Linked DNA regions of Homo sapiens: region 1 is linked to region 2. Evidence: chromatin contacts called from ENCODE Hi-C or POLR2A ChIA-PET data. All regions are on one chromosome and are shown on one strand. Each heading gives the region's core, a stretch centred on a gene start or an enhancer-like site at or near the end of the contact. The rest is flanking DNA. Distances are from core to core; before and after follow the strand shown. Region 1 holds the start of UCA1 (urothelial cancer associated 1). Region 2 holds the start of WIZ (WIZ zinc finger).

Evidence for each region. A loop is a pair of places that touch in the nucleus more often than their neighbours do. ChIA-PET counts read pairs that join two places held with the same protein, here RNA polymerase II (POLR2A). Pooled maps may share reads with other maps.
Region 1: a map of sigmoid colon shows a loop between it and region 2 (2.4-fold over the local background). The contact joins the promoter of UCA1 here to the promoter of WIZ in region 2. A Hi-C loop is called at or near these places in 4 of 168 maps with a recorded cell type or tissue (CD8-positive, alpha-beta T cell, naive thymus-derived CD4-positive, alpha-beta T cell and sigmoid colon), 5 of 37 single-sample maps with no recorded cell type and 16 of 50 pooled maps. POLR2A ChIA-PET finds 5 or more read pairs at or near these places in 2 of 52 experiments (CD8-positive, alpha-beta T cell and activated naive CD4-positive, alpha-beta T cell).

Annotation. Positions count from the first base shown.
Region 1 is chr19:15,827,615-15,834,264 of GRCh38, forward strand. It overlaps UCA1 (urothelial cancer associated 1), which reads left to right and starts at 1,333. Exons shown (of 3, transcript NR_015379.3): 1 at 1,333-1,724; 2 at 3,641-3,742. It overlaps LOC124900418 (collagen alpha-1(I) chain-like), which reads left to right and starts at 1,333. Exons shown (of 3, transcript XM_047439793.1): 1 at 1,333-1,724; 2 at 3,641-3,742. RefSeq lists an enhancer at 577-1,776.
Region 2 is chr19:15,448,110-15,454,949 of GRCh38, forward strand. It overlaps WIZ (WIZ zinc finger), which reads right to left and starts at 1,847. Exons shown (of 13, transcript NM_001371589.1): 1 at 1,689-1,847; 2 at 1-258. The coding sequence starts at 198. MIR1470 (microRNA 1470) reads left to right here and starts at 1,439; the gene lies at 1,439-1,499. It overlaps RASAL3 (RAS protein activator like 3), which reads right to left. Exons shown (of 18, transcript NM_022904.3): 12 at 6,548-6,784; 13 at 6,252-6,453; 14 at 6,040-6,158; 15 at 4,998-5,388; 16 at 4,549-4,706; 17 at 3,936-3,999; 18 at 3,515-3,829. The coding sequence ends at 3,686. RefSeq lists silencers at 1,112-1,221, 1,572-1,691, 1,742-1,871 and an enhancer at 4,277-4,346.

The DNA.
Region 1 (6,650 bases), core at 83-2,582, 380 kb after region 2:
AAAATTAGCCAGGTGTGGTGGCAGGTGCCTGTAATCCCAGCTACTCCGGAGGCTGAGGCAGGAGAATCACTTGAACCTGGGAGGCGGAGGTTGCAGTGAGCCGAGATGGCACCACTGTACTCCAGGCTGGGCAACAGATCAAGACTCTGTCTCAAAAAAAAAAAAAATTAATGGATGAAATATAAGGCTAGACATTTCTTTTCTTTTTTCTTTTTTTTCTGAAATACACCTCTTTCTTGCCTCCTTGGATATATTCTATCTTGTCTATCAAACTCTACTAATAAAATCCATTTGATATTTAATTTTTTAAAAACTGAGGTTCAGGCTGGGTGCAGTGGCTCACACCTGTAATCCCAGCACTTTGGGAGTTTGAGGCAGGAAGATCGCTTGAGCCCGGGAGTTTGAGGTCAGCCTAGGCAATGTAGTGAGACCCTGACTCTATTATAAGTAAGTAAGTGAAAAAAAAATTTTCAAGGTGACAAACCCAGGGAGGGGTAGGGCAAACTGGAATACCGGCAAGTCTGACTCAAGTGTCAGATCAGGTCATCCTATATAACCTCAGACATGCCCCAAACCCTGTGCTGCTCACATATATACTCAGTGACCACCCTCCCAGAAGACACTGCATTGTGTGCGTTTCAGCTTTTTGCGTCACCTCAGTGAAGGTGGTTTTCCTGTCCTTAGCCATAGTTTTCTCCCTTCACTAGGCTAAGAGGATTCAAAGGACAGGGATCATTCCAGTCTTTTCCCTTCAATAGCAGCATCTGAGTGGCTGACCAGAGAGGTATTTCCAAGAAGTGAAAACTGGGCTTGGGGTGAGAAAAGCTAAATGTCCTAAGGGGTTTCCTTTTAGATGACGGAGGGAGATACCAGGGGACTCCTCCCTCCCGGGAGGTAGGGGGAGGGGGTGCACCCGGCGGCTCCCCTGAGAGGCCCCACAGGCACATCTCAGGCTGTCCTCTGGGAAGAAATGACCCAGGAGCTGATATTCATGACCCTCCAAGAGACCCGGCAGCTTGTGGGCATCTCAGATGAGCCCCAGGCAGTTCTGAAACCCAGGACCAGGAAAAGATAAGAGGGTGGGCTGAGGTCACATCACCCTGTAACGTTTCCAAAAGGGAACTGTCAGGCCTCTGAGCCGAAGCTCAGCCATTGTAACCCCTGTGACCTGCACATATATGTCCAGGTGGCCTACAGGAGCCAAGAAGTCTGGAGCAGCTGAAAAACAAGGAAGTGAAACAGCCAATTCCTGCCTTAACTAATTAACCCACCTTACGACATTCCACCATTATGACGTGTTCCTGCCCTGCCCCAACTGATCAATCGACCCTGTGACATTCTTCTGGACAATGAGTCCCATCATCTCTCCACCATGCACCTTGTGACTCCCTCCTCTGCTGACAACAGATAACCACCTTTAACTGTAACTTTCCACAGCCTACCCCAGCCCTATAAAGCTGCCCCTCTCCTATCTCCCTTCGCTGACTCTCTTTTCAGACTCAGCCCACTTGCACCCAAGTGAATTAACAGCCTTGTTGCTCACACAAAGCCTGTTTAGGTGGTCTTCTATACGGACATGCTTGACACTTGGTGCCAAAATCTGGGCCAGGGGGACTCCTTCGTGAGACCGGCCCCCTGTCCTGGCCCTCATTCCGTGAAGAGATCCACCTGCGACCTCGGGTCCTCAGACCAGCCCAAGGAACATCTCACCAATTTCAAATCGGGTAAGTGGTCTCTTCACTCTTTTCTCCAGCCTCTGTCGCTACCCTCCAATCTCCCTGTCCAGTCTTTTTCTTCTCTAGTAGAGACAAAGGAGACACATTTTATCCGTGGACCCAAAACTCTGGCGCTGGTCACAGACTCAGGAAGACAGTCTTCCCTTGGTGTCTAATCACTGCGGGGACGCCTGCCTAATTATTCACCCACATTCCACTGGTGTCTGATCACCTTGGGGATGCCTGCCTTGGTCATTCACCCACATTCCCATGGTGGCAAGTCATTTGCGGGGACGCCTGCTTTGGCTGCTCACCCCCGCCCTTCTCCGTGTCTCTACTTCTCTCTTTAAACTTACCTCCTTCACTTTGGGCAATCTTCCGCCCTCCATTCCTCCCTCTTCCCCCTTAGCCTGTGTACTTAAAAACTTCTCTTAAACTAACACCTGATATAAAACTCAAACGTCTTATTTTCTTCTGCAATACTGCTTGGCCGCAATATAAACTTGACAATGGTTCCAAGTGGCCAGAAAACGGCACTTTTGATTTCTCCATCCTACAAGACCTAGATCATTTTTGTCAAAAAATGGGCACATGGTCTGAGGTGCCTTGCGTCCAGGCATTTTTTACACTTCGCTCCCTCCCAAGCCTCTGCTCCCAATGTGACTCATCCCAAATTTTTCTTCTTTCTCTCCCGTCCGTTCCTTCAGTCTCTACCCCAACCTCAGAGTCCCCTGAATCCCCCTTTTCTGCAGACCCCTCTGACCTCTCTCCCCCTCCCCAGGCCACTCCTTGGCAGGCTGAATCAAGTCCCAATTCTTCCTCAGCCTCCGCTCCCCCATCTTATAATTCTTCTATCACCTCCCCTCCTCAAACTTGGTCAGGCTTAGTTTCATTCCATGACTAGCTCTCCCCCACCTGCCCAACAATTTCCTCATAGAGAGGTGGCTGGAGCTGAGGGCACAGTAAAGGTTCATATACCTTTTTCTCTATCAGACCTTTCCCAATCAGTCAGCGTCTGGGCTCTTTCTCATCAGACCCCACTAAATATACACAGGAATTCCAATATTTGACTCAGTCCTACACTTTAACCTGCAGTGACCTAAATGTCATCCTGACCTCTACCCTCTCCCCAGATGAGCAGGAAAGAGTTTATACCCTAGCCCAATCTCACGCTAACACCCGCCGGCATCATGAGCCAGACCTCCAAGAAGGCATCAGGGCAGTTCCCTGAGAGGATCCTTGATGGGAATACCAGACAGGCTCCCCAGGTATAGCTAGGCGAGATTACATGGTCTCTTGCCTAGCTGAAGGGCTGAAAAAGGCAGCATACAAAGCTGTTAATTATGACAAGCTTTAAGAAGCCACCCAAGGTAAAGATGAAAATCCAGCCCAGTTCATGGCCCGTTTGGTGGCTACCCTTAGAAACTTTACAGCCCTAGACCCTGAAGGGCCAGAAGGCCATCTTATTCTCAATATGCATTTTATCACTCAGTCAGCTCCTGACATTACAAAAAAAGCTTCAAAAATTGGAATCTGGCCCTCAAACCCCACAACAGGAATTAATCAATCTCGCCTTCAAGGTGTTCAACAATAGAGAAGAGGCAGCCAAGCAGCAACGTCTTTCAGAGCTGCAATTGCTTGCCTCTGCTGTAAGACAAACCCCAGCCATGCCTTCAGCACACAAAAACTTCAGAGCAACCAAACCACAGCCTCTAGGCACTCCTTTAAAACCATCTCATGGACCTTGCTTCAAGTGCCGCAAAACTGGCCACTGGGCCAAGGAATGCCTGCAGCCCGGGATTCCTCCTAAGCCTGTCCCACCTGTGCGGGACCCCACTGGAAATCGGACTGTCCAACTAATATCACAGCCCCTTCTAGGGTCCCTGGAGCTCTGGCTCAAAGCTCTCTGGCTGACTCCTTCCCAGATCTCCTCGGCTTAGTGGCTGAAGACTGATGCTGCCCGATCGCCTCAGAAGCCCCTTGGACCATCACAGATGCCGAGCTTCGGGTAACTCTTACGGTGGAGGGTAAGTCCATCCCCTTTTTAATCAATACGGGGGCTACCCACCCCACATTACCTTCTTTTCAAGGGCCTGTTTCCTTTGCCCCCGTAACTGCCGTGGGTATTGACGGCCAAGCTTCTAAACCCCTTAAAACTCCCCAACTCTGGTGCCAACTTGGACAACATTCTTTTATGCACTCCTTTTTAGTTAACCCCACCTGCCCAGTTCCCTTATTAGGCTGAGATATTTTAACCACATTATCTGCTTCCCTGACTATTGCTGGGCTACAGCCACACCCCATTGCTGTCCTTTTCCCCAATTCAAGGCCTCTTTCGCATCCTCCCCTTGTATCTCCCCACCTTAATCCTCAAGTATAGGATACTTCTACTCTTTCTTTGGCAACTGACCATGCACTCCTTACCATTCCATTAAAACCTAATCACCCTTACCCTGCTCAATACCAGTATCCCAGCCCGCAGCAGGCTTTAAAGGGAACTGAAGCCTGTTATCACTTGCCTGTTACAACGTGGCCTTTTGAAGCCTACAAATTCTCCTTACAACTCCCCTATCCTACCCATCCAGAAACCGGACAAGTCCTAGAGGCTAGTTCAAGACCTTCACCTCATAAATCAGATTGTCCTTCCCATCCATCCTGTTGTGCCAAACCCTATACTCTCCTCTCCTCGACACCCCCTTCCACAACTCATTATTCTGTTATCCACCTCAAAGATGCCTTCTTTACCATCCCCTTGCATCCCTCCTCCCAACCTCTTTTCACCTTTACTTGGACTGACCCTGACACCCACCAGTCCCAGCAATTCACCTGGATTGTCCGACCCCAAAGTTTCAGGGACAGCCCACACTACTTTGGTCAGGCCCTCTCTCATGACTTTCTTTCTGCCCATCTGCCTCCCACCTTATTCAATATGTTGAAGACCTTCTTCTTTGCAGCCCTTCTTACCAATCTTCCCAGCAGGACACTATCCTATCCTACTTCTTCAATATCTCTACTCAAAGGGGTACTGAGTATCCCCCTCTAAAGCTCATATTTCCTCCCCTAGTGTTACATATCTCGACATAGTCCTCCATCAACATACACGCACTCTTCCTGCAGACTGTGTTCAGTTAATCTCCCAGACCCTATTCCCCACCACCAAACAACAACTCCTTTCCTTCTTAGGCGTTGTTGGATACTTCCGACTCTGGGTACCAAGGTTTTGCCATTCTAACCAAACTGCTTTACAAACTCACTAAAGGTAATTTAGCTGATCCCATAGACCATAAGTCCTTTCCCCATGCTTCCTTTCATTCTCTCAAAAAGGCCCTAGAAACAGCTCCCACACTAGCACTCCCTGACTTGTCCCAACCTTTTTCCTTACACACAGCTGAAACACAAGGCTGTGCTGCTGGAGTTCTCACACAGGAGCCAGGCCCACGACCTATAGCCTTTCTATCCAAACAACTTGACCTCACAATTCTAGGCTGGCCCTCATGTCTACATGTGGTGGCAGCTGCCGCTTTAACACTTCCAGAGTCTCTCAAAATCACAGGCTATGCTCCACTTACCCTCTACAGTTCTCACAACCTTCAAGCATTAATATCCTCCTCACACCTTTCACACTTGCTGTCTGCCCCTCGACATCTCCAGCTCTATTCACTCTTTATTGAAACCCCAACAATAACTACTGCCCATGGGCCCGATTTCAACCCAGCTTCTCACTTAGCACCCAACACAAGTCCTGGCCAACATGATTGTATCTCCCTAATACACATAGCATCTTCCCCCTTTCCTCATATTTCTATTTTTCCAATCCCAAATCCAGACCACACTTGGTTTATTCATGGCAGTTCCTCTAAACCCAGTCAAATCTCGCCAGCTAAAGCTGGTTATGCTGTCGTGTCCCATACCTCTATTATTGAGGCTGCTGCACTTCCTCCCTCCACTACTTCCCAACAAGCCAAACTGATTGCTTTAACTTGTGCACTCTCTGTCGCCAAAGGAATGCACATTAAAATTTATATTGACTCCTAATATGCTTTCCACATCCTCCACAACCATGCTACCCTTTGGACTGAAAGAGGTTTTCTCACCACACAAGGCTCTTCCATTATCAATACCTCTCTAATAAAGGCCCTCCTTAATGCTGCTCTCTTGCTGGCCAAAGCTGGGTTCATTCATTGTAAAGGACACCAGAAACCAACTGATCTTATTGCTAAAGGAAATGCCTACGCCAACAGGACAGCAAAAGAAACAGCAAATGCCTCCACGCCTGCAAATATTCTAGCCCTCACCCCAAAAGGCTAGTACTTTTCTTTCTTCTCTATCACCCCCACCTACTCCTCTTCTAAAAAACCTGCTCTACCAGTCTTTTCCAACTCAGGGCAAGTGGTTCTTAGATCATGGAAAATTCGTTCTTCCTGCCTCACAAGCCCAGTCTACTCTCTCTTCCCTTCATGACCATTTCCATATAGGATATAAGCCTCTGGCTGGCCTCCTACAGCCCCTCATTTCCATCCCATCATGGAAATCCATCCTTAAAACCATCACCTCTCAATGCTCTGTCTGCCATGCCACCAACCCCCGAGGTCTTCTCAGGCCTCCTCCTTTTCCTACGCATCAGGCTCATGGATTTCCTCCGACACAAGATTGGCAAATTGACTTTATTCATATGCCGCGTGTCTGTAAATTTAAATATCTCCTGGTTTGGGCCAATACCTTCACCGGATGGGTCGAGGCCTTTCCCACTAGCTCTGAAAGGCTACTACAGTCATTTCTTCCCTTCTGACAGATATAATCCCCCAATTTGGCCTCCCTACTTCCACAGTTTCTCAGGCTCTTGGTATTCAGTGGAAACTTCATACCCCCTACCGTCCTCAATCTTCAGGAAAGGTAGAACGGATGAATGGTCTTTTAAAAACACACCTCACCAAG
Region 2 (6,840 bases), core at 597-3,096:
GCCACCTCTGCCATCCAGAATGTCTCGGGGGCCCTCCTTGGTGACAGGCAGGTAACGGGTGGACCGGAAGATGCCACCTTCCCCCTCAGCAGCTTCGGCCCCACCCTCGATGTTCTCCCTTGGCGCCGGGCCAGGCAGTCTCTCTGGGCCTTGGGGACGATCTGGTGCAGCCAGGCTGCCTGCCAGAGACCCCTCCATCGGATTTTCTCTGCTTGGATCCACTCAGCTGCTGCACCGGCTCAGCGGGGCATTGTGGGCCTGGGGATAGAGAGAAGGAAGTGCTTAGGGGATGGAGGAAAGGGAATCTGCCTCAGTTTCCCATCCCTCAAAACCTCAGTCCTCAACTTTGCAGCTCACTGCCTCAGTTTACCTCCCAGCCCAGGGGAGCTAATGGTGTTCAGACCTTTTCCACACACCTTCTATCCCAATGGCCCCTACCCTCAGCATGCCTCCGTCTCCCCATCAATAACTCCTCCCCTTTATACAGATCCTGCACTGCCTCAGTTTACCCATATTGACACATGCACACTCAGCCACCTGGTCTTCTTCCATCAATCTTACCATTTCTCCAGACGCCTCCCTTCATTCACACACAGCTGCACTTTCCCCAGTCCTGCCCTCACATCCATGCACACGCACATCCTACTGCCATGCCTTCGTTTCCTCGGCAAGAATCCCAGCCACTTGTACACTCTGATCCTATACACCGTCAGGAGTCTCCCATCATTACCCCTTTACTTTTCTCCATTGGGTTGTCCCATACCAATGATCCCTGCACTTTTCCCACACTCCAACCCTTCCCCCACACAGGACCTTAGGGTTCTCCAGCATTAACCCCTTCACCCCCCTCCACACACACAGCCTCAAGTGACCCCAGCATTAACCCTTTCGCTTCTCCCCAACATTATCCCTCATGCATACCCAGCTTGGGCTCCTCCATTCCCCCCACCCCCCAACCAAGATTGCTCTAGTCCTCGGGCGAAAGAAAACGATAGGGCTCCTGGTCCAGAAATGAGGACCCTGGGGAGCGGGGGTTGTCCTCTCTACCTATAAATACCTTCAAGGTAACGGCGGAAAGTGAAGGGCAGGAATGAGGCGCCCTCCCCAGGGAGATGGTGGGGAGGCCGGGCCCAGGCAACCGGGGCGGGGCCGGGGCGCCAGGCCTGGTTGCAGGCGCTGCCCTCGGGGGCCTGGGGATTCCCAGGGGGCTCCTCCGTGGGCTGGCAGTCTTGGTGGGGGTCCCTACCCAGGCCCGGAGGAAGCACCTGCGGTTGTCCACTGGGTGGGCACTGCCCGCGGGGAACGGGCGGGACCGCAACTTCGGAGCACTTTGGCAGCGTGGGGAGGGGGCTCCTACCCGGACGCCCCCCAGGGGTCGCAGAGGTGGGGGCTGCGCCGCGCGGGCCCACTCCTCGGGGGTCCAGGGTCCGGGGGATGAGCCCTCCGCCCGTGCACCCCGGGGCAGGAGACCCCGCGGGACGCGCCGAGGTAGGGGGGACACCTGCCCCAAGACCCCCGCCCCTCCCCCCACCTGCACGGCCCCGCCCCCGGCCAGGCCCCGCCCCTGAAGGCCCCGCCCCCGCCCCCGCCCCGGGGGGTCCCGCCTGGCCCGGCCCGGCCCGGGGCCTCCCCCGCCCCGCTACGGCTCCGCCCCACCCGCGGGCTCCCCAGGCCGGGCCGGGCCTCACCGGGGAGGCGGCGCCGCCGGCCAGGTGCCGGGGCTCGGAGCTCCCCTCCTTGGTGCGGCCGTCGCTGCCGCTACCGCCGCTGCCGCTCCCGGTGCCGGTGCCGCGGCCTCCGCAGCCGCCGCCGCCTCCACCGCTCGGGGGACATTGTCCCTTTAAATCGCTCCCCCCGCCGCCCCGCCCCCCCGGCGCGCCGCCGTGACCTCAGCGCGACAGCCCCGCCGCGCCGCCATGATGGGGAGGTCCGGGGCGCCCCCCCCACCCCACCCCCCCCCCCCTCGCCGCCCCGGGGGGGGCGGCCAGCGGGCGCGCCGCCATGTTGGGAGTGGCCAAGCGGGTCACCCTTAAAGGGCCCGCACGGCCTGAGTCCAGGGAGAGGCCCCGTTACCATGACAACACCCTTGTCGTCCCACACCCCAATGGCTCCTTATCGTCCCACTGGTACTTCCAATGGTAGGCTCGCTAAAAGCACTAAAAGAGTGGGGAGGGTGCAGAGAAGTTCCCCCATGGGTCATTGATGGGTCATTGATAGGTCATTGAAGACTCCACCCAGCCAATTTTTAGCCTTTTGTCCCCTGCCCCCCATCAGCTACCTTCCAACCACAAGCTCACTCCCTCCTTCCCAATCATCCACACTGGACTTCAGCACCTCCATGTCCCTAGAGTTGCCCTAGGTCTTCAGTCCTAAGTCACCTTCTCCACCCAGTTCCCAGGATCACAGCTTCCAGGACTACCCCATCAGACACACATCATGGCCTGTTGTCTTGTCTTATCCACCATGTATCCAGATATCTAACCACCTAGCTATCTCATCCACTTCCTCAATCTATCAATCACTCATCTACCTATCCAATGAACTAATCACCTATCCACCCACCCCTCCAACCACCTATTAATTCACCCAAACACCCACTCAACCCACCCATTCACTTCCCATCTACCCACCCATTCATCCAGCACCCAAGTAAATACTCATTTATCCATACAACCAAGCAAGTACCCAACCATCCCCACACACATCTTTCCGCCCAGCCCCCCAAACATCCATCCACCAGTTTGTCTGTTGATTTGGTCCCTCCACTAACATGTAAGTTCCATGAGGCCAGGAGTCCTGTCTAGTTCATTATTGTTTCTCCACTGCCCAGTTCTCAGGCGTCTCAGGAGACCTCAACATATGTACATATGATATATATAATCACAACATTGAAAAAAATTTTTTCTTACTATGAACCAGGCCTTTTCTAGGCAGACATACCCAACCTGGTTAACCAACTACCCAGCTACTCACCTACCAGGTCAAACATCCAGCAAATGCTAACCTATCCGTCTGCCGTTTGCTCCACCCACTCTACCCCTCACCCATCCACTCACCCATGATTTGAATGACTCATTTACCCAATCATTCATACACAGTATCCAACCATCTCCACACCTGACCCCCTTCCTTTATCCGCCTCCCAGACCCATGGCCTCCGTGACATGAGGAGGGCCTAGGAAGATGCTCTCACTGTGGGATTGGGAGGTTGCCAGGGGTGGAATCCATGCTTCATTGAGAAGCAGGTGCTGCCTATAACAATGGTGAATACCTTTTATCGAATGCCTTTAACTATGGGTCCTCTCACTGTGTAGGGAACTTTACGTCCATTTCACAGATAAGAAAACGGGCTCTTAAGAGAATGAAGGTCTAAGGTCACACAGCTGGTGAGAACTTGTGTACATGGCCCTCTCCATGAGACTTCTAATTAGGGGAGAATTTGGGAGAGATGAATAGGGCTTGCGGGGCAAATGCCTAAGAATTGGCAATTCTTAGTGGGCAAAGAAACCACCAATTTCACTGAAATCAAGATTTTACTGGGCAACTTCATACTGCCAGAGTGGTTGGGACCAGCAGCTCCACTCCCCACTGTAGGCCAAGTAGGGCTAAGGCAAAGTCAGACACCCCCCCTAAGATGGCTATCTCTCTGCTCCCAGACCACGTGTGATGAGGCAGGATGGGCAGCTCAGGTGGTGTCTCCATTGAGGCAGGGTGCTTTGAGGGGCTGGGGTTGACTCCAAGACCCCCGCGTCCTTGGAGAAAGCTGCAGGCTCTGGACAGCATCCCTCAGCTGAGCCTGAGTTCTCTCCATCTCATTTAGGCGGTGCTCCTGGGGAGGCAGTGGTGATGGGGTTCAGAAACCAGGAGAGGGCTGCACCGCAACCCTTGCTCCTCCACCGCCCAGACCTGCCCCAGGGCTCAGATGGCAATCTCACCAGGTTTTTCAGACTGTGCCCTTCATTGCTTGTTAGGTTGTGCTCTGAATCAAACTCTGAGCTCCTGTGGGGGTCGGGGGATTGGGGCGAAGGGCAGAGGCTAAGGAAGTCCCTTCCAGCTCCTGGTGGGAGTGCCAGGGACTCCGGGGGCGGAGCTTGGAGTGGAGGCGGAGCTTGTCCAGACTGAGGGGCGGGGCCTAAATATGCTTGAAGAAGGGTCGGACCAGAGACGGGAATGGTTGGAATGACAGGACCTATCAATCATCCCTTGGAGGTGGGGTTTGGCCAGTCCTGGGTGGGGTCGTGACTGAGCTGGAGGGAGTGCCCAGGCTGAGATATCTCAGTGCCCGGCCCAGCCAGGTTGGGAGGGGCTGATGGAGGGGTGGGGCCTGGATGAGAGAATCTGCCAGGGTCCTAGGCCGACCTTCGTTGGGTGGGTCCACCTGGGGGCGGGGCTTGCCAAGAGGCAGGGCCTGGACAGACTTATTGGGGCGGGGCCAGGGTGGGGCTTGGCCGTGCTAGGCGTGGTTTGGGGGGGGGGGGGAGGGCCTGGTCAGATCTAATTGGATCGGGCCCACCTGGGGGCGGAGCTAATGGAGAGGGCTGGGCTCACCCAGCACGGAGCCTGGAGTCCAGATCCTGCAGCTGGCCCCGCAGCTGCTCCTGCTGCTCCGTCAAGGCCCGGATTTGGGTGCTCAGCGACTCCACGAGGCGGGACAGCACTTTCTGCTCCTCACGCAGAGCGGCCACCTCGCACTGCAGCTCTGCCAACTGTGGTGGGAGAGCAGCTGTAATCTGACCCGTTGTCCCGCCCCTGTGTCTCCCCGGAGACCCTGACCTCCCAGGCCCAAGCGCTCAGCGTCATCACCGGCCTGCCTAGTTGGGGAACATCCCTCCTGCGGTACAGCTGGGGAGACTGAAGCTCAGAGAGGGTCGGGCTAGGCCTGGGGTCACACAGCACAGCGAGCTGGGTACTTGAACCCAGACTTGCCTGGCCCTTCAGTCTTCCCCAGTCGCGTCCCTGTTCCCACTCCCCAGGCGCGGACCTGGGCCTGACCTTACCTTGTTCACAGGTCGGTGCGTGCCCAGTGCCTGGTTTCGGTCTTGCGGCTGGTCCATTTGGCGCTGCCAGGGTACCGACGGCTTCCGAGGCAGCGAGGCGGAGTCCCGGGTCCAAGGCCGGGCGCGGGGCGCTGGTCCCATGCTCAGGGAGCCTTTGGGTCGCGGCCAGGGCCCCGCAGATTGGCGGCGGCGGGCAGGACGCCGGACCGGGACACTCTGCGTGCGCTGCACCGGCCGGGGCCGCCGCAGGGGCCGCTCTTCGTCCGGCCGTGGCCGGGCCCAACTCTCTGAGCGGCGAACGCTGCGCAGAGACTGGCTCTTGGAGATGAGAGGGGTGTGCTTGGGGAGGTCCCGGGGGGCCAGGAAGCCGGGCTTCTCCCCTGCGGAGAGGCTAGGGGTGGGATGGAGGATCTTAGACCCTCCACTGGCCCCTGAGACGACCCCATCCCGACCTGACCAGAAGTGACCTCACCCCCCACGTGAACTTGTCCTTTCTTTTTTTTTTTTGAGACAAGGTCTTGCTCTGTCGCCCAGGCTGGAGTGCAGTGGCTAGATCATAGCTCACTGCAGCCTTGAATTCTGGAGCTCAAGCTATTCCCCAGCCTCAGCCTCCCAAATATCTAGGACTACCAGCACATGCCACTATACCCAGGTAATTTTTTTTTTTTTTGGTAGAGATGGGGTCTCCCTATGTTGCCCAGGCTTGTCTTAAGTTCCTGGCCTCAAGTGATCCTCCTGCCTCAGCCTCCCAAAGTGCTGGGATTACAGGCATGAGCCACTGAGCCTGGCTCCTGTCCTTGACTTCTGACTATAATACTGTCCTCTCTATGACCCTTGACATCTCTCCACCCTAACCTCTCCTCTCATCCCCGACCTCAAACACACTGTGACCTTTGACCCAACCCTTTCTATAACCTGTGATTCCCGTCTGACCCTGGGCTTGACCTCTGCTCACAATGATCCAACTTCACCTCTGACCCCTGTCTGAGCCCTGCTCCTTCCTGTTCCCACCCATCAGACCCCAGACCAGACTTGAGGTTACCTGGAGTGGACCTGGGCCGGGGGCAGTGGGAGACGCATTGGCACTGACACAAGCACAGGCTGGCCCTCCTCAATGGCTCGCAGGATGGTGGGCAGTGGTTCCAGGGTGTCTCGGGTTGTCTGGTGAGGCATGCAGGACAGAGACTGAGCAAAGTCTCCAGGGTCAGAGTCTCCCAAGCCTTCTTGCCTCCCTACTCTGGGTTCAGGCCATACCTGGTCAAGCTCAGCAAAAATTGTACAGAGCTGGGCATGCAGGACAGCTAACTGGAGGGCCAGATCACCACTGCCCTGGTAACCACTGGGGGCAGCATCCACATCCACCATGGCTACCTGGTCCAGGAAGCATTGCATGGCTGGTCCATGTTCCTCCAGGAAGCTATTCATGAAGCCCATGTAGGCCTCCTTCTCACCGAACCTGGATCAGGGCCAGGCTGGGTGGGTCAGGTCAGGCACCTGCCACCCCCACACTCCCAGCATGGTCCCCCCACCCCTAGCTTCCCAGCACCTACGGGGCACGGTTGGCGAGGTTCTGGATGACCTTGGCAATCAGTGTGAGGGTGCGGGCTGGGCCGGGTGCTGGATGGTCTGGTGCCAAACCAAAGAGGCTGGGTGCCAGGATGGCAGGGCACAGGAGCCGCAGGAAGAGGGAGGCGCACACCAGTCGGGGGCCCAGCACCTCAGAGCCACGTTCTTTACATGCTTCTCGCCAGCTTGAGAACACGATGCCCAGCTCCGCAGGGAACCAGCTGGTGCAGAAGAGGCAATGAATGGTCAGACGGGGAGGCTATGGGCATAAAGGTTA